5 separate regions of the Homo sapiens genome follow, and all the other regions are linked to region 1. A link is a contact called in ENCODE Hi-C or POLR2A ChIA-PET data. All regions are on one chromosome and are shown on one strand. Each heading gives the region's core, a stretch centred on a gene start or an enhancer-like site at or near the end of the contact. The rest is flanking DNA. Distances are from core to core; before and after follow the strand shown. Region 1 holds the start of SLC16A10 (solute carrier family 16 member 10). Region 2 overlaps FYN (FYN proto-oncogene, Src family tyrosine kinase). Region 3 overlaps FYN (FYN proto-oncogene, Src family tyrosine kinase). Region 4 overlaps LOC105377940 (a long non-coding RNA gene). Region 5 holds the start of TRAF3IP2 (TRAF3 interacting protein 2).

Region 1 (5,354 bases), core at 2,129-4,628:
GAGTTGCAGTGAACCGAGATCTTACCACTGCACTTCAGCCTGGGTGACAGAGCGAGACTCTGTCTCAAAAATAAAATAAAACAAAATAAAAATAAATAAATAAGACTGTCCTAAATAGGAAAGGTTGGTCTTTTGAAATAGAATAAGGAATCAAGTGGATTGTTTTGTTTAATAAATAAGTTTAACATAAACTGCTGATGAAAAGGCCTACATAAAGCACTGTTGGCATTTAGATTTAATGAACTATTACACCTTTTAAAATTTTATAAATCTTTTTATCTGATCTCAAAGCACTTAATAAATAGGAACTCATTAAAAACATACCATCACTGCGCTGAGCATGGTGGCTCATGCCTGTAATCCCAGCACTTTGGGAGGCCAAGGCAGGCAGATTACGAAGTCAAGAGATCGAGACCACCCTGGCCAACATGGTAAAACCCCATCTCTACTAAAAATACAAAAATTAGCTGGGTGTGGTGGTGCACGCCTGTAGTCCCAGCTACTCAGGAGGCTGAGGCAGGAGAATCGCTTGAACCCGGGAGGTGGAAGTTGAAGTGAGCCGAGATTGGGCCACTGTACTCCAGCCTGGTGACAGAGTGAGACTCCATCTCAGGAAAAAAAAAAAATACCATCACTATGTCACTATGCTGTAGTTATAAGTAAACAGGTTCATATTTTCAGGTGGAGAAGATGAGGTCAATCCAATAACACAATGTGAGTTGTTGATTAGTGTGGACATAGAAATAGAAGGTAGTTTTCCTGGACACCTAAAACTCTGCTCCATTCAATAGCCTATTGGTAGTTAGAAGTAAACACTCTTTTTTTAAAGAGATGGATTATTACTTATGTTGCTTGAGGCCAGGAGTTCGAGACCAGCCTGGTTGCTGGTCTCAGCAATGTTGCTCAGGCTGATCTCGAATTCCTGGCCTCAAGCCATCCTCCCACCTGAGCCTCCCAAAGTGCTGGGATTACAGGCTTGAGCCACCACACCTTGCCTCATTTGTTACAATTAATGACCCAATGTTGATACATTATTATTAACTAAAGCCGACATTTTGTTCATATTTCTTTACTTTTAATCTAATGTCCTTTTTCTGTTCCAGTATCCATCCAGGATATCACATTACATTTAGTTATCATGTCTCTTAGGCTTTTTTTTTTTTTTTTGAGTTGGAATCTCACTGTCACCCAGGCTGGGGTACAGTGGCGCGATCTCAGCTCACTGCAACCTCTGCCTTCTGGGTTCAAGCGATTCTCCTGCCTCAGCCACCTGAGTATCTGGGATTACAGGCCCACGCCACTATGCCTGGCTAATTTTTGTATTTTTGGTAGAGATGGGGTTTCGCCATATTGGCCAGGCTGGTCTCGAACTCCTGACCTCAAGTGATCCGCCCGCCTCGGCCTCCCAAAGTGCTGGGATTACCAGCATGAGCCACGACACCCAGCCCTCTTAGACTCTTTTTTACTGTGACAGTTTCTCAGACTTTCCTTGTTTTTGATGACTTTTACAGTAATGAAAGTACTTAATGGGTATTTTGTAGACTGTCCTTGATTGGGATTTGTCTAATGTTTTTCTGATGGTTAGCCAGGGATTATGGGTTTTGGCAGGAAGACCACAGAGGTAAAGTACCATTTTCATCACATCATATCGGGGATACATTATCATCTAGTTGAGGTACTGTGTGCCATTTTTTGCACCCTAAAGTTATTTCTTCCCCCCACTCCCCCTTTCCATCCTATACTCTTTGGAAGAAAGTTACTACGCATACCCACACTTAAAGAGTAAACCATTGTACTTCACCTCCATGAGGGAGGGAGTATGTTCATAAAGTATTTACATTTCCTGCAGGAGAGATTTGTCTATTCTCTCCTCATTATTTATTTAATCATTTACTTACATCAGTACTGACTCGTGGATAATTCTTACATATGTGTTTGTTTGTGTGCATGCAAATATATAATCGATGTGCTTTCTTTGCCCAATAATATGTTGTGGACAACTTTCAAAGTCAATAAATACAGATGACCTTCAGAACTTTTAGAGGTTTTAAAGTAAGTATCTAATCAGTCTTCTACCAATGTACATTATACTTCCAAATTTTCCTTATTTCCAACAATACTGGGGTATCATCTTCATACATACATTTTTGTGCACTTATGTGCCTATTCCTTTGTTTACTATTTTACCCTCATTTCTAAGGCAGATTACACTTGAGCTATGTTCCCCATTCCACAACCAAGCACGGCTTGCTTTCCTTAGTTTATGCTATTTTCTCTACCTGGAATGCTCTTTTCCTGTCTTGACCCACTGAAGTCGTATGTATGAATCAGGGCTTCGGCCAAAGGCTGTTTGCTGTAGAGGCTCTTCTACAGTGTTTGGAGAGAATTTAAGGGACTATCTCATCTCTCTCTTTTGTACATGTATTATAACACATCATCTGAGCCTCCTAGTCTCTCCCAGGACTCTTTTTTCCTACCAGTTTATCAACTGATAAGAGGCAGAAACGAGATCAATCGCACTCATCTGTGTACTCTATCACAGTGGTGGGCACATCAAGTAACTAGCATATTTTGACTTTGATTGAAGTGAAGAATACGAATAACAGAAATTAAGAAGCATCCTCAATATTGCATAGCAGGTTACTCTTCTTTTCTTTTACATAGGATGGCACTCCATGCTTCAGGGAGACAGAGGAGTTGAATACAGGTTTTAGTTTTTGTTTAAAGTGAAAACGACTCTGATGTAGTTGAAAAGTAATGCTTTCTAGCTGTCTGTTAAAAATGTTTGTTGGTTGAAGACTTCGGAATTGCAGTCCAGTGAGGACTGAAAATAAGCATCTTTGGTGTGCCAAATATTCATAAGGAAATTGTATACGAATGCAAGAGAATGGAACTGAAGTAATAAAATAAGGGCTCTGATCCTTCAGATGACTTATTTAAGAAGCCAGGTGGCATAACGAATCTTACATATTATAATTAGTACTGAGAGGTGAATGCCAAAACATAAAACAAACACAATCGAGACAATGTTAGTGTGACTGTGACGCTGTGTCGGTGAGTTGAGGCTAACGATCCAGTGTGGCTCTCCTGAAGGCCCACCGCGCCCGCACCTAGGAGACGCGCCCCTTCTGCTCATGCTTTGAGGCGGGGTGACCCACACATCTGTGCCCCTCTCTGAGCAGGAGGAGGCCCCGTCGCAGACGCGCGCGCAGACAGCGTCTGCCGCGGGCACCTGGGGCCGCGCGCCGCGGGGCGCCCCGCCTCCGCTCTCCGAGGCCCAATCATCTGGAGGCTGTGGGGGCACGTCCCGCTCCCGGCCACGCCCCCAGCCGGCGGGGCGGGGGGTGCTTTTAAGAACCGGCGGCTGGCAGTGGGCTCAGTCGGGGGTGCGGGGCTGTGACCTAGAGGCTTCAGTGTCGATCCCCGAGGTGTTCGCGCGCGCCAGCTGTCCTCGCGGCCGCCTGCGCGCTGGCCGCCTGCGCGCTGCCAGCCCGCCCGCCCGCCAGGGGCTCCGCCGCCCTCGCCTCGGCCTCGTTAGCCCGCCAGGAGCCCCGCAGCTCCTCCGGGAGCCCGCTGGTAACTCGCGTCCCTCGCGCTTCTCCGGCGCCTGAGGGGCCCGCCTCGGGCCATGGTGCTCTCCCAGGAGGAGCCGGACTCCGCGCGGGGCACGAGCGAGGCGCAGCCGCTCGGCCCCGCGCCCACGGGGGCCGCTCCGCCGCCCGGCCCGGGACCCTCGGACAGCCCCGAGGCGGCTGTCGAGAAGGTGGAGGTGGAGCTGGCGGGGCCGGCGACCGCGGAGCCCCATGAGCCCCCCGAACCCCCCGAGGGCGGCTGGGGCTGGCTGGTGATGCTGGCGGCCATGTGGTGCAACGGGTCGGTGTTCGGCATCCAGAACGCTTGCGGGGTGCTCTTCGTGTCCATGCTGGAAACCTTCGGCTCCAAAGACGATGACAAGATGGTCTTTAAGACAGGTGAGGCGCGGCGCCCGCCGAGGCCAGCCTGGGCGACCCGCGTGGGGCCCCCGAGCGCATCCCGCGTGTGGGCTGTGTCTGCCTCCGAGTGTGCATGTCGGTGGGTCCCTGTGCCAGAGGGTGCGAGCAGGGGGGTCTTTCGAGTTGCAGACAGAGCCTGCCGCTTCTGGGGCCTCGGGGTGCCCGTCTTTATATGGAATCCAGCTGCAGAGCTGTGTGTTTGCAAGCAGGTCGCAGAACTTACTTGCCGAGATCGTCCTCCTTTCCCCTCAGCAGAGCAGACGCTAACAGTCCACAGGAGCCCTTCCTTTTATTGTTTGAAAACAAACAGAACCCCAGAACCTTCAACCCCAGTCATCGCCCTGTCATTTTTGTGGTCTCTTTCGTGACTATGCCAGTTATGTAGTTCTTCACCTGCCTCCCTGGGCCGCAGAGGGGTGTGCGTATGTTGGCGGGGCGGGGGGTGGAGTTTGGAGGAATGAAAGAGATTTGTACGAAGGTCACTGGAGTTCCAAAGGGGGCCCTGCAAGAGTCACGGTTCCGTGCGTTCCCGTCCCCCCGCCTTTTTTTGCCCTCTGGGTTAAATGTAGAAAACACGGGAGGCAGCCGGATTAGGGACTAGGATGAGGAAGGTGAAGGGTTGCTTCTTCCCTCTTCCTGTTGTGTTTTTTGACATTTTTTTTTAACCATATAGTAAATTAGATACAAAAGGTGCAGATTCAGCGTTTTCTCCCTGTAGAGCATTATTATGACTTTTTGGCTGGTTAGGCAAAAAACAAATCTAAGACCTTCTGCATGACACTTTAACATAAATTCTTTCACTTTATCCTGCAAGGTGAGCGCGGTCAACCCCATTTGGGTGAGAAAACTGTAGCTCAGTGAAAGTGTCTTGGTGGGTAGTAGAATGGCAATAAAACACATATCAACTGACTTCAAGGGCTAAGTGATTTCCATTACTAAATCAACCTCCCTCCCCATCATTTGGGGTAACTTTATATGATTAATAGTCTTTTTTTTTAACCTTGATTTTCTATTATTTTTAGAGTGAATATTTCTTAGGTCTTTAGTATGCATATGAGGAATGGGCAAGACTGTAATAAATTCTGAGACAAAGGTAATGCTGGGTTATGCTGAGAGTTTTAAAACCTGACATAAATACTATTAAACTATTTGTATCATTCTGCAACTTACTTTTCTTCCATTCCGCATCATGTTTGTGACTTATCCACATAATACCTCAGTGTGAACTGATAACTCAAATTCTTTCCATTTTAACTTAGGTGGTTTGCATTGTTTGACTATATTATACTCTATGCATTCTCCCTCTGATGGGCATTTAGATTGCTTCCAAACTCATTCTAAACAATGCTGCAATGAATATTC
Region 2 (5,354 bases), core at 1,763-4,262, 660 kb after region 1:
ATCCACAGGAAACGGCTGCAGCTGGTAAGGGAACTTTTGACATTAAGGAAATGCAGAACTTCATGGAATTAGATGAAGACAGGAATATTGTATCACAGAATGACGCTATCTTAGCAGGAGCTGGACCATGTTTTCAACAGACACACTCATTTTATAGCAGTTCATGCTTGCTCACCTCTCTGGGTTTTCAGGAGACATGCATGGCGTATCAAGAGCAAAAATTCAAAGAAATGGGAACTAGTACTCAGAGACATTTTTGATCTCAAGGGTTAGGGGCCTGTGGTTTGGTGTAGAGCTTGGACCTGTTCATCCATATAGACCTGTGCTAATAGGGTAAGCAAGCACTAACCACATGTGGCTGGTTCAAGATGAGATGTAATGTAAGTATAAAGCATATAACCAGGTTTCAAAGACAGCATGAAAAAAGAATGTAAAATGTTTAATAAATTTTAAAATATGATTACATGTTGAAATGATAATATTTTACACAGGTCGTCTTAAATTTAAAAATATTAACATTACTTTCATGTGTTTCTTTTTGCTTTTTAAATGTGGCTACTCGGTAATTTAAAATTAATTACCTGTGTTGCCTGCATTTGTAGTTTGTTCTAAGTCTATGGGAAAGGACCGGTATACTCAGTAATTGAAAAGATTAATCCAAATTGAAGATTTGGTGCATTTGATCAAAAGTGGCAAACCAACTGCACTGCAATATGTTTCCTAGGAGGTGAATAAAATGACTGAACAGAAACATGCATTCTACCCTGACCTGCTGGTTACCTAAGGTAAACCACTCACTCTTCCTGGGCCTCAGTCACTATAATGGTTCATCCAGATCATCTCGGACACTTCTTCTAGTGCTGACATTTGGAATCTGTGGCAAATTCCTTAGGGCAGGTAAATCATGAGTGAAGGTGAACTTTAAAAAAACCTTAATATTTGCTCAATATTCATAGCCCCAAATATTGCCTGCTGATCTCTCACATGTGACATGCCTTTAAGTCTCTCTGGAGCAACAGCTAAAATTGAATGGCAATGATAATCATGTTTATGATACACAGACTGAGCTGCCCTACGGAAAAGAGGATGCTTGCTCTATGTACCCCAATGAGTGGGTTTTACTTGACAAGATTATATTAGTAATTGGTAATTACTTTTGCACCAGCCGAATACTTCTAAGATGGAAAAACTTAAATGCACCTTAATAATCCAACAAAAGCTTATTAAAACATGAACACAAAATATTCTAAAATATCCTCCCCTGAGGGAGGGAGAACAGAACCTGGTCCTCTTTTAGTTCAGGTTCTACCCTATTTCTTTTCATGTTCAAAGCATGTAATTATCTGCTAGAAGTTATTCTGCATCTCCCAGGCAAATTATATACTTTTTGCATGATTGTAGAGTTTCTCCTTTTTCTTTTCCTTAAAAGGTAAAAAACTTAAATGTAGATAACACAATTATAATAGGGTAAAACTTTCAGCACAATGCTAGATAAAAACAAATATTTTAAATAAATATATGTTCAAAATATATGTTCAAAATCTGTGTGTGGAAACAAATATGGAATTAAGAAATGACAGGGATAAATGACCTACATGATGGAAAACTCGCTTATGATGGAGACCTCTAGGAAGACTGCATGATTTCTCCTGGAAAAAAAAAAAATCCCATAATTTGCATCCCCACATCTGTAGAATTTCCCTGTTACATCCAGTTTAAGTCTGACATCTTTAACTTCTGATCCAAGAGTGACAGCATGTACAACTGCTACTAACATATATGTCCGTTTTGAAGTAGCTCCTGCCTTTATGTACTTGGCTCCAGATTCCTTCCATTCTGACTTTCTGCAACATAACCGATACAGTTTGCATGTATGTCTCCGTCCAAATCTCATGTCGAATTATAATCCCCAACTTTGGAGGTGAGGCCTGGTGGGAGGTAATTGGGTCATGGGGGTAGTTTCTCATGAATGGTTTAGCACCATCCTCCTTGGTACTGTCCTCATGACAGTGAGTTCTTGTGAGATCTGGTTGTTTAAAAGTGGGTAGCACCTTTCTCCTAGCCCTCTCTCCTGCTCCCACCATGTGAGATGCCTCGCTTCCCCTTTGCCTTCCGCCATGATTGGAAGCTTCCGGAGGCCTCCCTGGAAGCAGAAGCCGCTATGCTTCCTGTACAACCTGCAGAACCACGAGCCAATTATACCTCTTTTCTTTATAAATTACTCAGTCTCAGGTATTTCTTTACAGTAATGTGAGAATGAATTAATACAATGACCATAAATGCCTGTAATAGAGGTAACCAAGTAAATATTTGTTGAGAAAAGAAATTTTAGGGATGCAGGCTCTTCCTCTCTCCTCCTTTCCTCATTTTCTTCCCTCCTTTCCTTTCTTTGTTGGCCAGACCACCTAGATTCATGCCAGTACAATTCATGTCATTTTTTTTTTTTTTTTTTTACTAACATTGAAGGCAAGTTGGGAAATTTTGACTGAATTGCTGAAACAAAGGGCATGCGTTCCCGCCATTCCATACTTCTAAGGAACTTATTTTAAAAAGCAAGAAAGGGGCAGCAAAGTCACAGAACAATGAAAGGACACAATGGCCACCTTCACTTTTGTTGAGACTGGAGAGATGGGAGTCGTAGACATGAATGAGTGCAAGCCTCAGTGGGTCTATTGTGCAAAATAAGTTTTACTTGAAAATGGAAAAAATGACCCTGCATTTCTCTTTGCCATTATCTACAGAGTCACACTGGAAAAAAACACCAAGAGAAGCAAAGCAAAAAGAATAGTTTCTATTGGCCTTTCCTTGGCATTGTATACTTTTATTCCTTTATTCTTTTCTTGCTCAACCTCATTCCCAACTATTTTACTATTTTGGGGGCACTGGGGACAGAACTTCTGGGAAACATAACACGCATTAGTCCATTTGTTTTCTCTGTGAATTCTTTTCAGCATCTTTGTGTAGCAACAGGAAGGATGTGGGCTCCCTTTCAGATTCAAATGAGGCAAATCAGCCCTGGCTCAGGTTGACAACATCATGTTTATGTTACACTGTGGCCTCAGAACGCCAGAACTGCTGTCTCTAGGTAGAATGGCCATTTTGTCCTGGGGCTTAATGTCTATTTTTAACATCAGATCCCTAGCCCATGTCTCACAAAAACAACAAACAATTAACAACAAAAACCCCCCAAAACTGCTGACACAGTATAACTACAGCATACTATTTTATTAAGAGAATTCTGAGTTTTAGAGTTGAAAAGATCAGTGTTTTCAAGGTATTCAGAGATATTTTAAATCATATAGGACAGATGTGCAGAAGTGGCAGTGTCTCCATTCAAATTCTTTCTTTTTTTTTTTGAGACAGCATCTTGCTCGGTCATCTAGGCTGGAGTGCAGTGGCACAATCACAGCTCCCTGCAGCCTCAACCTCCTGGGCTCAAGCTATCCTTCTACCTACGCCTCCCAGTACCTGGGACTACAGTTGTGCACCACCACATGTAAATAATCTTTTTTTTTGGTAGAAACAAGGTCTCACTATGTTGCCCAGGCTGGTGTTGAACTCCTGAGCTCAAGCAACCCTCTTGCCTCGGCCTCTCAAAGTGCTGGGATTACAGGCATGAGCCACCATGCTTAGCTTCAGATATTTCTTAAGCTTTTAGAATGTGGTAGGAAAATCCTACCATGTATTTTTCTCAGATTTATATTCCTAAGCATGTAAATCAAGGAGTAATAAATTTATAATATAAACAAATATAAGACTTTATTTTATAAAACTGGATGTTTATTACTAAGGCTTCTACCAAAAGTTCAAAGCAAAACCATGGAAGAGAATGTGGAGTGGTGCTAGACAAATATGTTAATACTGAATTTGGGAACTGAGTCTATTATTAATTCTATTAGTCCAACTTCGTGATCTTGGCAAGTTATTTATCCTCTCTTAAACCTCAACTCCATCCATTCCTCCATCTATCCATCTACCCATGATCCATCCAACAAATACATCCTCTCTACTAAATGCTCAGCCCTTGGTGAATTAAAAAGATGAATAAGCTATCAGCCCACTGGAGCAGCTTTTGATAAAACAAGTGTACAAATAATTCTATGCAAGACAATTGTCAGTTGGAAGTTGTAGGGTGCTAACAGGAGCTTAGTGGAAAAAGAAGTCACTTCCAATGGAGAGATCAGTCAAGGCTCCATTGAGGAGAGACATTTTGTTGTTTGAGAAAGAAGCAAGATTTCTAAATCTAGAGCAGGGTTGAGACATTCCTGGCCACAGGAAAAGCCAGGGCAAAGATGGGCATCAGGGAGGCATGGAAGACATTTAGGGAAGAGTGACAAGTCCACCAGGTGGAATAGGGTCTGAGTGGGGAGGCAGTGGCTCCTCTGATCAGGCAAGCAGCCAAGAGAGGACTTGGACTGAATTTGGAGCTCAGAGGGGAGGCTCTGAAGAGTTCTAAGCAAGAATGACACTTGGTCTGGCAGCTCCATGCAGAATGGCTCTGCCACAAAAGCACCTGAAAGATGCTAGGAAGAAGTTTTAGCAGTCCAGTTCAGTGTTAATAATCTTGCTTTAGGAGGGTGGTGGTGAGGGTGGGATGGAGGGATAGACAGGGCTGTGAACTGGTGGAATGGAACTGGGCACTTACTTATCTCTAATATTCAAGCTTCCACATTCTAGTATTTGACAGTTTAGTGTAAGTGGGGGAAATTAACTTGAATGCCCCCAAAATAGAGGCAAAAATAGCTTTGGATAAAATTTAGTCCCATTTCTATATATATTGAAATCTCAATATCAATTAGTCTTACAGAAAAAACTGGTCTTGCAGAAGAAGTGTCAAGGCATGATATATGAAAGACAAGCTGTATTTAGGTAAACCTACTAAAGTGTTTTAGCATTTGGTCTGATCCTCCATACAGGATGCTTTCATAGGAGGAATAGTCATGCCACTTTCTATTTTGACAGGGGTCAGAGAAGTGTGGTTCTTTACAGATTTCAGTAATGCATTATCCAAAAAGGCCTCTCATAATACCTTTGGGAATAAGATAGGAAAATGTGGGCTAGATACTAGAACAATGAAGTGAATTATAATATTTAAGTGGGGCTGATTGGTGAGCTCAGGTCCACCTAGAAGGTGGTCTCAGGAGGCCTAAAATGGGGCTCTGAGCTCTTCAAAAACTTGTCAACATCTTAGATGAAGATATTGAAAATTTGTATGGTGAAATATTCAGATGGAACAAACTTTTGAAGGGACAGGAGTGACAATCTCAAGATATAAAAATATCTTGGTAGGCTGGAGTATTAGGCCACAACTGACATGATAAAATTAGTAAGGACAAATGTGAGGGCCTAAACCA
Region 3 (5,354 bases), core at 908-3,407, 580 kb after region 1:
GACATATATATTATATATATTCATATTTATAAAAAAGAAAACAAAAACAAACACCTGTCCTGATTGGTTTTTGTTAAAACATGAAAAAAAATTTTATTGTTTTAGACAAAGAGGCCACTTTTGGAAAATAATACTTTTTTTTTTTTAGTTGAATCAGGTGAAGACAGAGTTAAAATCACATAGGATTTGCATTTTTAAAAAAGGAAAGCACTAGGATTGTTGGCACTGGAGTAACTATTTACACTGAACAGAGGTTTGGCCTTTTACATAACATCGATACAATGCATTTTCCAAAGTCTGAGAAATAACAAGGTTCTGTCTCGAATGCTTCACAGAGGAGGTTCGGATTTGGGGACAAGTGTCATTAATGAGGGCCATGGAAGTTCGTCAGCTTCAGAGTCACATGCAATCTGATCCTGGGCGGTTCCGCTGCTGGGGAGCAGCTGGCTACGGAATTGAAAGCTAATGGGGAGGGGTGGGGCAGCCTCTGGGACAAGGCCTCTCTCCGCAGACCCGGGCCTTACAGGTTTTCACCAGGTTGGTACTGGGGCTCTGTCGCGGTAAAGTAGTCTTCCAGGAAGCTCTGCAAGTACTCAAAAGTGGGGCGTTCTTCAGGGTCCTTTTTCCAGCAGTGGATCATGAGCTCATGCAGAGAGATGGGGCAGTCCTGCGGGCAGGGCATCCTGTAGCCTCGCTCCACCTGCTCCAGCACCTCCCGGTTGTTCATGCCTGCAAAGACAAGCGCAGTGAGAGTGGGCACCCCGGGGATCCAGGCCCTGACCGCCGCACTTGCAGATCCCCTTTCTTCTTCTTTGCGTCTGCATGTGGCTAAAACATGCGGAGTACTCCCATCCCCCCAGGAGTCAAACCCTGCCATGCTACTCAGGAGTAAAGAAGGAGTGCAGAACTGAGACATGAAAAATTCAGAATGACTCTCAAAACATGATAAGTGAAGGAAGCCAGACACAACAGGCAACATACGGTATGATTTCATTCATGCGAAATTCTAGAAAAGGCGCAACTACATCTATAGAAAGCAGATCAGTGGCTGCCTGGGGGAGGGGAGGAATCCCTGCCAAGGGGCCAGAGGGAACTCCAAGTGGGATGGGAATGTTCTGTCAGGGTCAACGGGTCAACAAACTTTTCCTGTAAAAGGCCAGACAGTAAATATTTTTGGCTTTGCGGGTCACATATGATCCCTGTCTTCTTCTTTTTAACAACCCTTTAAAAACGTACAAAACAAACACAGGTTGGGAGCCAGACCTGCCAACCCCTGTTCTATATTATGTATGGGGTGGTGTGACTGTTTATGTTTGTCAAAACTCAATAAACTGCATCCTTAAAATTGTTGAATTTTATTGTGTGTAGATTATACTTCAATTAAACTGACAACAATATATGAATAAAGCAGACAAAAAAATCCACACAGAATGAAAGCATGCTGCCCCTTGTTTATAGCATTTATAAACTCCATTTATGAACTTCATAAATTCGTTTTCTTCATGCCTGGGCAAACTCTTAGTTCCCCACTGTTGGAGATCTGCCATCATGCCAGCGTGGCTGGGCACTGTCTGGCCCTGCAACCCCACAGTGCCCTGAGGTTTGGTGAATTTGATGGGGAGATAGACCATGTCCGGGGCCTATCTCTACTGATGACTTCAGCCAGGCCATCCATCATTTGAGGTTTTTCTGACTCTTGGGAAGCTGTTGAAACACTGGGCTGCATAGCACTAACAGAAGACAGATCGCTAACTCCTCAGAGAGTGCGGCCTCCTGCACACTGGCTGCCTTAACACTACAGGAACTACCATGCTTAGGGGGTGGCCAGTGTCCTGACCTCCTCCCAACTACTGCCAGCCACTATTCTCTAGTTTTGCTTCCCTTTTTCATTGTATCACCTTCTGCCAGCTCCCCGTCAAGCTGTGCTGTGCTTTGGTTGCTTCCTGGCCGGTGAGGCTGTCATCTGGAATCCTCCCCAGTATCTGACCCGGTTAATTTGCAGGAGCAAGAACCCGATGTCAAGCCATATAGAAACCAAGATTTCTTCCCCTATTTCCCAGGGCTACAGCCAGCAGGAGCACACACCATATGCATGGAGCTTCCTTTACTTCTAGGGGAGGTGGCGACCCGTTAGCTAGAAACTTGTCAGCACAGCCAGAGGCGCTGGGCCAGAGCACAGCCTGTCCCCCTGCAGAGGGAACACTCGGACTTCGGGGTCTGTTGCCAGTCCTCTTGGTTGTGTTGTTACTTGTGGAGCTGAGTGTATCCTGGCTCCTCCTGGCTGTCAACCACAGCCTGTCAGTCACATGTCTCTCCAGACCTTTTCAGGATGCTTTCTTATTCTCTGCCATTATCATTTCTTGAGGTAATAAAAATTCACATATTGTTTCTGCTGTACTGAAGTAGGCCTTCAATGCAATTATTGTAAAATAACCTCACTCACGTGTCAGGGCGACCCCTTATTTTAGGGAGAGAGGTTTGGTGAAGGAGTCAGGGTCCCTGCCTCTGTGCCATGCATGCCTTTACCAGCGACTTCCTCAGTTGCATGGGAGGAGTGAGAGGCAGCGCTGTGGCTAATTAGCCTACATCCTCCTCCAATGGCTGAAAATGGGGGATGGGGGCGGGGAGCTGGAAGCAAGGGAGGAACTGGAGCATGCTCGGGAATGAAAGGCAGCCTCCTCCGGCTCTAGATAAACGCGGACAGAGGCCAGCATTTCCTTCTCCACAATTCCACCATCCAACGAGCTCTGAACACCATCAAGTTTTTGTAACTCACTTGACTACAGAACTGATCTGAACTGACCTCATCTGGCCACAAAACCTGAACTGATTACGAGGCTATTTACTGTTTTTATTTCTTCATACATATTGCCCAGAAAGATTAGGAAGAGTGTGTAATCACGTAGCAGAACTGGCACTCTCCAAAGCATTTGCCTTGCCGCATCTTTTAGTACTGTCCTTGGTTTCATATTTCAGCAATGACAGAGCTTGGACCAGCAGAAATCTCCCTTGTCTCTGTCCCTTCCAGGAGTCCACAGGAACTGAGGGGAAACAGGCAGAAGGGCCTGACAGATCCTTCTGGGTGCGGTTACAGCCCCTGAAACGCCTCCTAATGCTTGACTCTGGCTCTGAGTGCCTCCCTCCAAAATGGCAGCACAGAGTTTAATTAATCACTCTCCTATTGCTCCACAGAGCGCATGTCAGTACATGTTTCATTTCATTAAAAAACAAACTACTCAAATGGAAAGATTTCACTTAAAAAAAAAGTTTTCATCCAATGTCTGCCAATGGAAAGTTTAATTGGCCACTGGGTCATTTTTCCAGTGCTCGGTCCAAGCCTCAGACACAGCACACTTGGTGATGTGAACCTCAACATGTAGCGTCTCCCGAGGCAGTCTTTCCTGGGCATTTGGAGCCAGGGGACAGGGCATAAGCTGGCCCATGCAGGGTCCTGGCAGACCCACATGGTCAGGCTCCTTCTCGCTCTCCCCTTTCCTGTCTGCACCCCTCCGCTCTTCCCCACTCCTCTTCTTCTCCTGCTTTCTTCTGCCCAGACCTCTCAAAGCAAGGGGAGTATATGAAAACAATTCCACGCACTGGGCCAAGTGGAAACATACCAATGAGGGCTTTGCCAGGAAAGTGGGATATTTTGACAATGCACTTGGCTGACAATGACAATTGGAATGGGACTAGCTCTTTTCCAACCATCCATAAACCAGGACCTGCAACGGGCTGACCTGCAGACCTGGCAACTTCACAATGTACCTCTGCAACAATAACGGTGGCAATCAAGATATGCCCACTCAGCAAGGCTTGGGCTAGTTTTTATTTTATAAACAATAGCTAAATTGAATGGATTGTGTTAATTCAGGGTGAGTATCCCTTCTCTGAAATGCTTATGATCAGGAGTGTTTTAAATTTCAGATTTTTTAGGATTTTGAAATATTTGCATTATAGGGCTGCTCAACCAGTAAGTTGAGCATTCCCTTTGCGTGTTATGTCAGTGCTCAAGAAGCTCCAGATTTTGGTGCATTTTGAATTTCATATTTTTGGATTAGGGATACTTAACCTGTATTTAAAATACAGTATTCTCAGCTATATGAATTTTGAAAATCATGGTTTTTTTAAATAATTTTTTTTAAATGGCTTTTACTCTGCACACTAACAAAAAGATAGGTCTACTTCATTTTTTTCTTCTTAGATGGTTTCATATTTTTGTTAGAAAGAAAACTGTCATTTCCTCTTTTTAGCCACTTTTCCCCAAGACATTGGCTTTACCTAATACCTGAGAGGTGAAGGATAGTGAATAGGAAGGGAATAAACACGAGTTTGGGCACCAGGGCAGTTGGGAGAGTGTCTTGAGAGACATGGGTACACTAGAGAGAGGAATCCTTTTATTTTTTATTTATTTATTTTTTTTTGAGATGAAGCGTGGCTCTGTCATCTGGGGTGGAGTGCAGTGGTGTGATCTCGGCTCACTGCAGCCTCCACCTCCCAGGTTCAAGCAATTCTCCTGTCTCAGCCTCCTGAGTAGCTGGGACTACAGGTGCATGCCACTACACCTGGCTAATTTTTTATATTTTTAGTAGAGACAGGGTTTCACTATGTTGGCCAGGCTGGTCTTGAATTCTTGGCTTCAAGTGATCTGCCCACCTCGGCCTCCCAAAGTGCTGGGATTACAGGTGTGAGCCACCATGCCCAGCCAGAAGAATCTTTTTATTACACTTCCAACTGAGGAGGTGGACAAGAGTGCTGGAAATGTTTTTCCTTTTTCTCCTTTTTTTTTTTTTTTTTTTTTTTTGAGACAGAGTCTCGCTCTGTTGCCCAGGCTGGAGTGCAGTGGCACAATCTCGGCTCACTGCAACCTCCACCTCCCTGGTTCAAGCAATTCTCATGCCTCAGCCTCCTGAGTAGCTGGGATCCTTTTTCTCCTTTCTTAACAGAAAGAAGAGACAGAAACTTTATAAAACATGGTGTCTGAGCACATTTTAGGGAAACAATGTCATAAACAGTTTGGCCTTCCAGGTTTCCTAGTGGGAGCTGCAAGGGAGAGCATTTTTCAACAGGAGGGGAGATCCTGGCTGGCCAGTGGTGTCTGACTGTGGGAAGAGCCACGTTCGAGCAGTATGAATGTTCCCTGGTTCCCACAGAGAGGCGGCTTGGGGCTGGGGAGCCAGCAAGCACAGAGGCCACTGCCCAATTTTGTTCCAACCCTCTCCTCCTCTGCTGTTCTGCCCTTCTAGCCTCACGGGAGCCACCAGCCCCTTCTGCTGTCTCTCTAGAATTGCTCAGGAAAACAGGCCATTGTGGTGGGTCACTTTCATAGGGTACAACTGAACAGTACTCAATCCATA
Region 4 (5,354 bases), core at 1,500-3,999, 560 kb before region 1:
AATAGACATATATATGGCCAATTGTCTTTTGACAAAGACTTTGATATGGTTTGTCTCTGTGTCCCCACCCAAATCTCATCTTGAATTATACTCCCATAAATTCCCACATGTTGTGGGAGAGACCCGGTGGGAGAGAATTGAATCATGCGGGTAGTTACCCCCGTAATGTTTCCGTGGTAGTGAATAAGTCTCATGAGATCTCATGGTTTTATAAGGGGCTTCCGCTTTCGCTTCTCTCGTTCTCTCTTTCCACCACCATGTAAGAAGTGCCTTTCAACTTCCACCATGACTGTGAGGCCTCCCCAGCCACATGGAACTGTGAGTCCACTAAACCTATTTTTCTTCCCAGTCTCGGGTATGTCTTTATTAGCAGCGTGAAAACAGACTAATACAGATGCCAAGGCAATTCAGTGGACAAAAGATATATTTGCAACATTGGTTATTGGAACAATTGGATACCCATATGCCAAAAAGAGAAAAAAGTCAAAAAAAAAAAAAAAAAAAAAGAGAATGTCAGCCTGTACCTGACAGTGGGAAACTTGCACCATCTATAAAAATTAACTTGAAATGAGGCCAGGCATGGTGGCTCATGCCTGTAATCCCAGAATTTTGGAAGCCCAAGGTGGGCAGATTGCTTGAGTCCAGGAGTTGGAGACCAGCCTGGCCAACATGGTGAAACCACATCTCTATTAAAAATACAAAACTTAGCTGGACATGGGTGGTGCATGCCTGTAATCCCAGCTACTCAGGAGGCCAAGGCACAACAATCACTTCAACCCCAGAGTTGCAAGTTGCAGTGAGCTGAGATCCTGCCACTGCACTCCAGCCTGAGTGACAGAGCAACACTCTGTCTCAAAAAAAAAAAAAAAAAGCAAAAAGCAACTTGAAATAGATCAAAGACCTAAATGCAAGATTTAAAATTATAAAACTTTAAAAGATAAATGTACTAGTTATCTATTGTTGAGTAACAATGTTACTGCTCAACTAGAGGCACTTATTGGCAGAATTCAGTTTCTCATAGTTTTGGGACTAAGGACTTCAATATACTGCCCTCAGCTCCTAGACACCACCCACACAGTTCTTTGCCACGTGTTCCCCAACGTAATCACTTGCTTCCTCAAAGCCAGAGAGAAAGAGACCCCAGCAAGATGGGTACTAATATCTTATGTAACATAATCATGTATTCACACATAATCACACACATCCCAACAGCTTTGCCGTATTCTATGGCTTAGAAGCAAGCCACAAGTCCTGCTCACACTCAAATCCAAAAGCAATAGGAGAGTAACTGCAGAAAGTATATAGCTCTACTGCTCTGAAGGGGAGAAGTGTACATGACTATACAGATCTTTTGTGTATTTGTTTAAAAAATAGTTCTACATGGCCGGGCGCGGTGGCTCATGCCTGTAATCCCAGCACTTTGGGAGGCCGAGACGGGTGGATCACGAGGTCAGGAGATCGAGACCATCCTGGCTAACATGGTGAAACCCCATCTCTACTTAAAAATACAAAAAACTAGCTGGGCGTGGTGGCGGGCCCCTGTAGTCCCAGCTACTCGGTAGGCTGAGGCAGGAGAATGGCGTGAATCCGGGAGGCGGACCTTGCAGTGAGCCAAGATCGCTCCACTGCACTCCAGCCTGGGCAACAGAGCGAGACTCCGTCTCAAAAAAAAAAAAAAAAAAAAAGTTCTACATGGATATTCCTTGTATGCTGCCTCGTATGGCAGTTTCTTTTGCGTGTATGTTTTTATTTCCCTATTTACGCCATAAGTTCCTGAAGGATAGGAGTATATTACTTACACCTTGTCAATTCCAGGGGACCCAGCAACAGAGTCTCACATGTATTCAGTATTCAGGAAATATTTGTCTAGAGAGTCAGCTTGGCAGAATGGAAAGTGCATAGGCTTATGGAAACATGGGAAGTTAAATCAAATCCCAGCTCTTCCATTTACTAGTTAGGTAAACTACAGCATTAGTTAATATCTGCGATCTTCAGTTTCCTTATATTACCTTATAGTTTTGAGATTAAATGAGATACTGTGCATCAACTGCCTGTTTCACTAAATAATAGCAATTACTGTTATTTATAGATGAGGATAACTAGTAATAAAATATTTTAAATGAGCAAGTGTAACATTAGACAGACAATTGAAGCAGCATTCTGTGATGGGTATTTCTTAGCATGTGTTAAAACATCAGGAAACCTTTTGACAGCTGCTCCCCTGGCTAAGAACGGCCCCTTCCAGGTGTGCACCCTCTAGAGTGCCCCAGAAACAACTCTTTGCCAACTACCTTCTGCAAACCATCTTTTCACTTGAACTGACTTCCCCCAAACAAACCTGATTAATTACTGAATAAAATACACCAGGGCGTGTCCTCGGAGCACAACAATATTTCTGCCACAAGAGGGCACAATGTGACTGTGTATACTGTAGTTTCTTAACAATTACAATCCTAAAAGTTCATATTCATTACAGGATACACTGTGTTCCAGTAATTGTTTTTATTTGAATATTGTTTTTTATATACTTGAATTAATTTTATTTCTTAAGGCAAAAATAATGGAGAGCAGGAAATTTCCACAATTTCCTTGTGGAAAATTGTTCTCAGGCTATAACTGGTTAAGTACAAACATAACATCATTATTTTCTGTTTAAAATACTGTGATTCATCTGCTTTCTGGGAGTCATTTCCTGTAGGGCCTTAAGAGGCTTTCTAGCTCCAAATTACTCTACATTCCTAGTTCTTGTTATGTTTCCTGCAGGCCATCAAGTTCATGGATTTTATTATAGCCTTGCAAATTAGTAGAAAAAATTTACTAGCCCATAAATATTTTATCAGCTTCATCTTGCTCCTGGGGGCAGATTGGTAATGAAATCGCTGAAAGCACTATTATTCATAACTTACTCAGCTATAAAACTAATGATTGTTACATAACCAGTTTCTAGCTTTTTTTTCCCTCTCCTTGGGAAGAGTGTGCATGTCTAGTGGATGTGGGCATGAATGTAGCCAAATAAACCTGTTGCCCAACATCACATGCAAACCATGGTATGGATGGCAAGAGTGATACGTACACAGTCTGGTTTCATTGACAAATGGAAGTCACTCTCTGCTATGACCTGAATATTTGTGTCCCCCTCAAATTCGTATATTGAAATCCTAACCCTCAAAATGACGGTATTAAGAGGCAGAGCCGTTGGGAGGTTGTTAGGTCGTAAAAAGCCCTCATGAATGGGATTAGTGTCCCCATAAAACAGGCCCCAAGAGACCCCTCACCCCTTCCGCCTTGTGAGGTTACAGTGAGAATTTGGCCATCTATGAGGATCAAGGCCCTAACCACACACCGAACCAGCTGGCACCTTGATCTTGGGGGTACCAGCCTCCAGAACTGTGAGAAATAAATTTCTGTTGTTTGTAAGCCCCCTAGTCTATGGCATTTTGTTATGACAGCCTGAACTAAGATACCTTCCTTTGAGAAGTCCTGCTGGCAACAATACTCATCCCGTTTGAGAGAATTACTGGCCAGAACGCGCCTGTTTCCTCCTCCTCCTCCTCTTTATCCTCCAGCCACCCATTTCCCCGGACACCTAGTGGGAAACTGGGCAGAATCTTGTTACACTGTTTTACAAACATTTCTATCGCTGGGCTGGAGATGGATGTTTCTGTGCTCAGGAAGCTGGTGTGCTTCTGGTATGGTACAGTTGTCTGAGTCACTGTCCATCTGTCTCTCTTTGCAAAGTCACATGTTTCCTTGTGGTTGCCATATCCATTTCAACTAAGACTTTATGTTCCATGCCAGCCTCCACCTGGCTAAGGGGAAGTGCCCTTCCCCTTGTACTTTGGGGGTGCCTGCCTTTTTCTGGAAGAATAGCTGTGGGTCAGCATCCTTCTTCACGCATTATGTCTATGCCCCGCTCCAACTGGTCCACAACTAGAATAGGATGGCAAAATAACTATACAGTTATTAATAGTGAAAGCAAATGTGCCACACAAGAGAAGCAGCCCCCTGTAGGCAAGAGGGTGGGTGAGGACAATCATGGAGAAGAGGCAGCTTTTCCCTCCACCGTCAGCTCCCCTCCCCTCTTAGTTTAAGCTCTGAGAAAGTGTGTGGGACCCTGATCTTCCCCATTATTGAGCCCTGTCCCATAAACAAAGGGAGTCGGTGAGGATCAGTGGAGAGAGGGCAGCAGCAGGATGGGGCAGCTGAAACCAGGATTCCCGGTGGGTGAATATGCCTGAGGATGCTGAAAATTTGAACTTCAAGACAGATTTCAGGACATGTTTTCCTCATGACTGTACTGAGAGAGGTTAATAGATGTCCTGTGAAAACAGAGTTCCACAAAATGTCTTTGTCACAGGACTTCTTGGAGCCTTTAATATGCCAAAACTCTTATCTCCCAAAGGGAGGTATTATTTTAACCACAAAACTTGTTTTTGAAATAGTGTCATACAAACCTACTGTTTTGAGTTACATCTATGGGAACTATTTTTCTAATTATCTAATTTGGACCAACTATTCTAAAAGCAACAATCACAATGTGTTTTTCCCTTATTAAATAAGAGCAAAATGTGTTTAGTTATGTGTGATGCAGAATAAGACGGAGGAGTACTTTGGGGAGGGTTGTTGGGGGATTGGAGGTGGCATTGTCACTATAGATTTGCAAATTCCTAGAGTCTCTGTGAAGGGTACAAAGCTTGTCTGTTATCCAGGTATATATTTATTTCAACATGTAACACCCAGTGAATTCTTCTTGCCCACTGCCCAGATAAAGCCGACTTACCAAGGCAGGGGAATTGCAATAGAGGAAGAGTTTAATACACATAGAGCCAGCTACATAGGAGACCAAAGTTTTATTATTACTCAAATCAGCCTCCCAGAAAATTTGGAGGCTACGGTTTCTCAAGGAGAGTTTGGTGGTCAGGGGGCTAGGGAACAGGTGCTGCTGATTGGTTGGGGATGCACTCATTGGGGTGTGGAAAATGGTCCTCTTGCTCTGAGTCCACTTCTGGGTGGGGCCACAGGACTGGGTGAGTCATGAGTCTCGGGTCCAGGTGGAGTCATCCAGTCATCAGAAATACAAAAGTCTGGAAAAACATCTCAAAAGGGCTACAATAGTGAGGTTATTTATAGGAGTAATTGGGGAAGTTACAAATCTGGTGACCTCTGGAATGATGGCTGATAATCCTTTATGCCTACATCTTAGCAGAATTCAAATCCCTCTCATAATCCTAAACTTGTGAACTTTTATTAGTTTTATAAAGGCAGTTTCATTTTGGGAAGAGTTATTATCATTTAAACTATAAACTAAAATTCTCCCAAAGTTAGCTTGGCCCATGCCCAGGAATGACCAGGGC
Region 5 (5,354 bases), core at 1,839-4,338, 520 kb after region 1:
GCAGGGAAACAATGAGGCAGCGGAGAGCAAGTATCCCTCATTGCTGAGGGAGCTGCCAAGACCCCAGGCAGCCTCAGTCTGTGGGGTGCGGCCTGTGGGGTGCGAGGAGAGGGGCACAGGCTGGGAGCTCCGGTCAGTCCTGGCCCTCCTAAAGGGCTTGAGTTCAGCTGCCTTATCAGGGAACCAAGCCAAACCAGCACAGACCTAAGGATCACCCCATGGATGGAAGCCCACCCTTCTTCAGCCAGTCTACAACTCCTGGTATCCGGGAAGGTCTGTGCACACACAAGGTGTGCACACACACACACACACACACACACACAAGGCGTGCACACACAGCTACAGAGTGAGCTGAGTAGTCACAGCCAAGCACATGTGTGCTTCTAGGAGGCCTGCTGGGCACGGGAGGCAAAGACCATAAGTGGGAGAAAGGACAGCCTGAGTTTCATGAACTAAAAATATCTTGGTGACAACGCATTGGGAAGAAACAGGAGAGGCCCGGGGGGCAGCTTCTTGATTCCAGTCCTCAGACACTTTCTCATGGAAAAATCCTTCAGACTGCAGGATTGTTTTGATAAGGAAATGTGATCAAACATTAGGGGTCATTTCATTGGATCTGAAAGGAATTTAAAGTTGAATATGCCTCATCTGTGTTCACTCTTTTTTTTCTGCAGCAGTTGCCTGCAATTCATATATGTTTTTAGAAGCTAATTTAAAATTGCCTGCAGAAGAAAAATGATTTGAATTCAGGATATTCCTGAGATTTCCATTCTACAACGTGTAAAACAAAGATTTCATTTAGACAAACTACCCCACCATAATCTTTCTGAATGCCTGTTGAAGAATGCCTGCAGATATGACTGTCTTCTCCTCTTCTTTTTCTTTTCAGAGCATTTGAAAGTCACTAACTCCTTAATCCCAGGAGAAGCAGGCTTTAACATTTCCTGTCTCTACACCTTCCAAAAATGAGTAACCCTGAGTTAAGAACCTTTCTATCCGACATGTTGGTACATTACTCAGACCTCACTTCTGTTTAACCCACCCCATGCAAGGAACAGAGCAGAGTAACTACATTATCCATCTTTTGATGCTCCATCATGGAGTGACTGGTAGCTGCAGCAGCAGATTAAGAATGACTGTGGTGTGTGGCCTTTAAGGATTAGAGCGAGGCTGGCAAGTGCACAACAGTTAGCCTGCTTTCAGATAATGGTGCATCGTTGTTTGAAAATAAAATCAGGAACTCATTGCAGGTGAAATATCTTGAAATTCCTGTCCTTTCATCCCAGGGGAATAGAGAGAAATGCCTAAAAACATGACACGGACTACACCAGGACATCCCACAGAAACCAAAAGTCCTGCACCAGCCCATCCCAGTCAGCTAGGGCCTGTTTGAACTGTATTGATGGCAAGTAATTGCCAAAAAGAAACAATGACAATTTTTTTTTAAGTCACGGTCTGGAAAAAGTTAAGGATTCTGTGTATCCGCCATCTAATAATGTCTCTAATCACAGTCATCACCCTTACATGGTATTAGGATGTGTTTCATAGTTTCCCTTCCCCTCCCATTAAAGGCCCCACACACAGTGACTGGTCCAGCTGAGGAGTGGTTTCCAGGTCCAGCTACAGCAGTAACTCTGGCTTCTGGAGCTGGGCTTGTCTGCCAGTTCTCTGGCCTGCCTTGACTCTGTGGACAATAGCACAGACTATCCTTCCTGGGTAACCCAAATGGGACATGAACTAATTCGAGAAACTCCCTGTTTTCTCCTATTTGGCTAGAGCCAGTAATAAGGCCTCAATTCCAGGCAGCCCTCCCGCAGAGACACGTGTCTCCCAGCCTTTCGCCCTGACTGCTGCTTTACCTCTTGCCTTGAGAGCAGACGAGTGAAACAGAAATCAAAGCAGTTGACATGGAAGGGGGGTGAGCACCTACTAGGCATTTGGTAGCATGCTGGATTCTGGGAGGTAGAAAAATATCAGGAAACAAAGTCCTTTCCTCAAGGGGGTAACCAACTGGTAGTGGGAGGTAAAATTAAAATATGTGAATAATCGGTAAACAAAACAAGTCTTGAAGACCACCCATTACCACTACCCCTCTGGGACTATCCTGGCTTTGTTTTATAAGGGAATTTGACACACTCATGTTAGATCACCACCCCCCATCAATTTACTGATGAAGAAATCCAGGCTTAGTGGAGTCAGAGTGAATTGCCTAAGTCATGGAACCACAAGAAGTGAAGAACTTGAAACCAAGTTTCTTGTCCTTTTAAAAAATTTGGCCTCTTGTTCTCCTGTTCCTTTAAAAAAAAAAAAATCCCCCTATTCTAAGATACCATCTTGAACTTGAAAGTCACAAGAAGCTTGATTAGCTTCTAAGATCAAGTTCTGGCATTTCTCCCCCTTGTTCCCAAAGGCTCCGTCCAGCGCCAGGCTGGGAGGGCTGGAGGGCGGCTGCGGAGAGGGGCCGGGAGGCGGCTCACAGCCAGCACAGAGCTCAGCAGAACTTCCTGGCCCAAAAATGTGCTGTTGATTTTTTTCCCCCCTGCACGAAACAAGGATTGAGAAAACTGCCACTGACGTGTTCTGGGGCTGAAAGCCAATTACTTAATCTTTGCCATCCCTGGCTCTCTCTTTGGAGAAGTGGGGCTTGAATTCTTGAGAGAAACTTGTGGGGACACTAAGTACCCAAACGAATGGTTCCCAGGCAGCTCCGAGCTGTCCCCGTGTGCGAGCCTCCTCTCCTCAAAGGGTTAACCCGGCGGGGCTCGCTGGCCTGAAATACTATACTAGCAACACATCCTTGCAGCACAAACTTCACTGTCATTTTCTCAGCTAAGATGGTCTCTGTGCGAACAAGTTAAAGGAGGGGAGACGAACACAGAGGAAAGTAGAGGCAGAATGTTTCAGTAAAGGAGAAACAGCGTGCTTTGGGAAATAGGTCAGAGGTGAAGAAATAAGACCAGGCAAGTGGCAACTCCGAATAACTTACCTTAGATCCACCACGGACAGACAGACTGGGCCCGGAGGGTAGTCGGCTCTCGGCGGCTTCTCGTCTCCCTCCACCTTCTCCGGGCCCAGGTAAGTAGAAGAACAGGCTCTGAAGCAGGAAGTGGAAGCTGTATGCAAATTTCTACGGAGCCTAGGAAGCCTCTGCTCAAAATCTCCCTGTGGGCAGTGAATCAACGGCTGAGGAGTCACTTTATTTCTTAAAACAGAAACCTCCTTCATTCATGAGAAAGGGCCAGTGACCAATTAGGCGGCATTTTTGTTTTCGCCACCCAGCTAAGAAGCTGCCCAGGAGTGGGCAGAACCTCAGTGTAGTCGCAGTGCCCTCGCCTGGGAGGGTGTCTCCGGGAGGAGATTGAACTCGAATGTTAAGAATTAGTAATCATTAGCAGCTCCAAAGGAGGGGATTGTGGGCAGATAATGGGGAAGAAGAGGGAGTCGAGCTTCTTCCACCTCCTCTAACTGCTTAAAACATCAGCATTGCCGAGCGCGGTGACTCACGCCTGTAATCCCAGCACTTTAGGAGGCCGAGGCGGGAGGATCACGAGGTCAGGAGATCGAGACCATCCTGGCTAACAAGGTGAAACCCCGTCTCTACTAAAAAATACAAAAATTAGCCGGGCGTAGTGGCGGACGCCTGTAGTCCCAGCTACTCGGGAGGCTGAGGCAGGAGAATGGCGTGAACCCGGGAGGTGGAGCTTGCAGTGAGCCGAGATCGCCACTGCACTCCAGACTGGGCGACAGAGCGAAGACTCCGTCTCAAAAAAAAAATTTAAAAAAACCCAAAAAATCAGTATTTGCTGCCCATAACCACTGGGGGGGTGGGGGGGGGCTCACTGACCATGCTCCTGGACACACGTGTACACACAGCATACACATGCCTGTGGCTTGTGCACACACACCACCCTATTGTCAGGCACAAAAAAAGTGGTTAATTTTAAGAACACACACACACACATACATACACATGCACACATGCACACTAACCTCCTCTGGCTGCATTTTCCTGACCTCAAGATTTTTTTTCTCCCCTTTCCTTCCCATTGTTTAATCAGTAGCCTGCAGAATTTATTGCATGAAGGAGCGCTGCAGGCAGGATGATACCCAGCGATGTGAACAGAGAGAGAGAGAGACAACTGCCTTTCGGGGCAGCAGTCAGTAATGGGAGCAGTGTTAGCTGGAGCTTTGGAGTCAGGAGGACCTGGGTACGAACTCAGCCATGTCACTGGCCAGCTGGGCGCCCTGGGCAGACACACCATGCTCCTGGTGCTGGACTTGTCTGCCTGTTGAAGGGGTCCAAGTGTCAGTCCACTCAGCCGGCTATCTCTCTACTCTCATCAAGGGGACAGGCCCCAGAGCATCCCTGTTCAGATTGTACCAGGTTCTGCTCAAGCAGGATACAGGAAGCAGGTTGCTCAACATTCCACAAGCAGAGAAAATGCAGCTTGTTTTTAACACAGTATACACAGGTTGTTTGCATTTGGTTTGCAGAAAATGATGCAGCTATTAAAAATCATCAATATGTATGTATTATCTGAGCCACTAACATGAAAAAGTGGCTCTGAGATATTATTTAACTAAAAGTATTATCTTATTTTTTGCCAATATATGTGACATATACACACACATAGATATGTATATCGATTTTTTTTAAGAGACAGTGTCTCAGTCTATTGCCCAGGCTGGAGTGCAGTGGCGCAATCATAGCTCACTGCAGCCTTGACCTCCTGGGCTCAAACAATCCTCCTGCCTCAGTCTCCCGGGTAGGTGGGACTACAGGTGCACACCGCCACACCTAGCTAATTTTTAAATTTTTTCTAGAGACAGGTCTCCCTGTGTTGCTGAGGCTGGTCTTGAACTCCTGGTCTCAAGGGATCCTCCCACCTTGTGAGCAGCAAGCCACCCAGGTGCCGAGGCAAGAGACCGAGGACACGAGCTGTTCCAGTACAATAAAATATAAAACAAGAATAGTTATACCAGATATAGATCTTAGATATGATTATATATGAATATCATTAATCATTAGTTTGTAGCAATTACTCTTTATTCCAATATTACAATAAACCTTGCTCTATAATCATAACCTAGGAAAAACCAGGCCATACGAGATAAGAGCTGAGGGGACACAGTGAGAAGTGACCAAAAGACAAGAGTGCGAGCCTTCCGTTATGCCCAGACAGAGCCACCAGAAGGGCTCCTTGGCCTAGCGGCGATGCCAGCATCTGGGAAGACGCCTGTTGCCAGGCGGACCGTGGTCTAGTGGTAGCGAAAAGCGTCAAGGAACAACACCCGCTACTTAGCAGACGGGGAAAGGGGTTCCCGGGGGAGTTTAGAAAAGACTGCCCCTCCAC

The links. A loop is a pair of places that touch in the nucleus more often than their neighbours do. ChIA-PET counts read pairs that join two places held with the same protein, here RNA polymerase II (POLR2A). Pooled maps may share reads with other maps.
Region 2: a map of naive thymus-derived CD4-positive, alpha-beta T cell shows a loop between it and region 1 (2.7-fold over the local background). The contact joins the enhancer-like site here to the promoter of SLC16A10 in region 1. A Hi-C loop is called at or near these places in 1 of 168 maps with a recorded cell type or tissue (naive thymus-derived CD4-positive, alpha-beta T cell) and 3 of 50 pooled maps. POLR2A ChIA-PET finds 5 or more read pairs at or near these places in 1 of 52 experiments (activated T-cell).
Region 3: a loop to region 1 is called in a map of ovary, with 3 times the contacts of the local background. The contact joins the enhancer-like site here to the promoter of SLC16A10 in region 1. A Hi-C loop is called at or near these places in 1 of 168 maps with a recorded cell type or tissue (ovary) and 2 of 50 pooled maps. POLR2A ChIA-PET finds 5 or more read pairs at or near these places in 2 of 52 experiments (WTC11 and activated B cell).
Region 4: a pooled map shows a loop between it and region 1 (4-fold over the local background). The contact joins the enhancer-like site here to the promoter of SLC16A10 in region 1. A Hi-C loop is called at or near these places in 4 of 50 pooled maps.
Region 5: a loop to region 1 is called in a map with no recorded cell type, with 6 times the contacts of the local background. The contact joins the promoter of TRAF3IP2 here to the promoter of SLC16A10 in region 1. A Hi-C loop is called at or near these places in 4 of 37 single-sample maps with no recorded cell type and 7 of 50 pooled maps. POLR2A ChIA-PET finds 5 or more read pairs at or near these places in 1 of 52 experiments (WTC11).

The regions. Positions count from the first base shown.
Region 1 is chr6:111,084,125-111,089,478 of GRCh38, forward strand. SLC16A10 (solute carrier family 16 member 10) reads left to right here and starts at 3,379. Exons shown (of 6, transcript NM_018593.5): 1 at 3,379-3,971. The coding sequence starts at 3,629. RefSeq lists silencers at 3,060-3,739, 3,770-3,949 and an enhancer at 3,762-4,262.
Region 2 is chr6:111,748,284-111,753,637 of GRCh38, forward strand. The region is part of intron 3 of FYN (FYN proto-oncogene, Src family tyrosine kinase); the gene reads right to left. Among named protein-coding and RNA genes, the nearest start is that of FYN, 120 kb to the right of the region's middle. RefSeq lists an enhancer at 2,685-3,257. Within about 2 kb of position 3,013, at least 7 of the 41 ENCODE cell types and tissues checked have a DNase peak (open chromatin) inside an H3K27ac peak, as active enhancers do.
Region 3 is chr6:111,661,219-111,666,572 of GRCh38, forward strand. It overlaps FYN (FYN proto-oncogene, Src family tyrosine kinase), which reads right to left. Exons shown (of 14, transcript NM_002037.5): 14 at 1-729. The coding sequence ends at 521. Among named protein-coding and RNA genes, the nearest start is that of TRAF3IP2, 58 kb to the left of the region's middle. RefSeq lists enhancers at 144-827, 828-1,509, 1,510-2,191. Within about 2 kb of position 2,158, at least 18 of the 41 ENCODE cell types and tissues checked have a DNase peak (open chromatin) inside an H3K27ac peak, as active enhancers do.
Region 4 is chr6:110,525,847-110,531,200 of GRCh38, forward strand. It overlaps LOC105377940 (a long non-coding RNA gene), which reads right to left. Exons shown (of 7, transcript XR_007059703.1): 7 at 4,836-5,096. Among named protein-coding and RNA genes, the nearest start is that of SLC22A16, 52 kb to the left of the region's middle. Within about 2 kb of position 2,750, at least 9 of the 41 ENCODE cell types and tissues checked have a DNase peak (open chromatin) inside an H3K27ac peak, as active enhancers do.
Region 5 is chr6:111,602,790-111,608,143 of GRCh38, forward strand. TRAF3IP2 (TRAF3 interacting protein 2) reads right to left here and starts at 3,089. Exons shown (of 9, transcript NM_147686.4): 1 at 2,987-3,089. RefSeq lists enhancers at 2,798-2,867, 3,158-3,207, 4,053-4,685.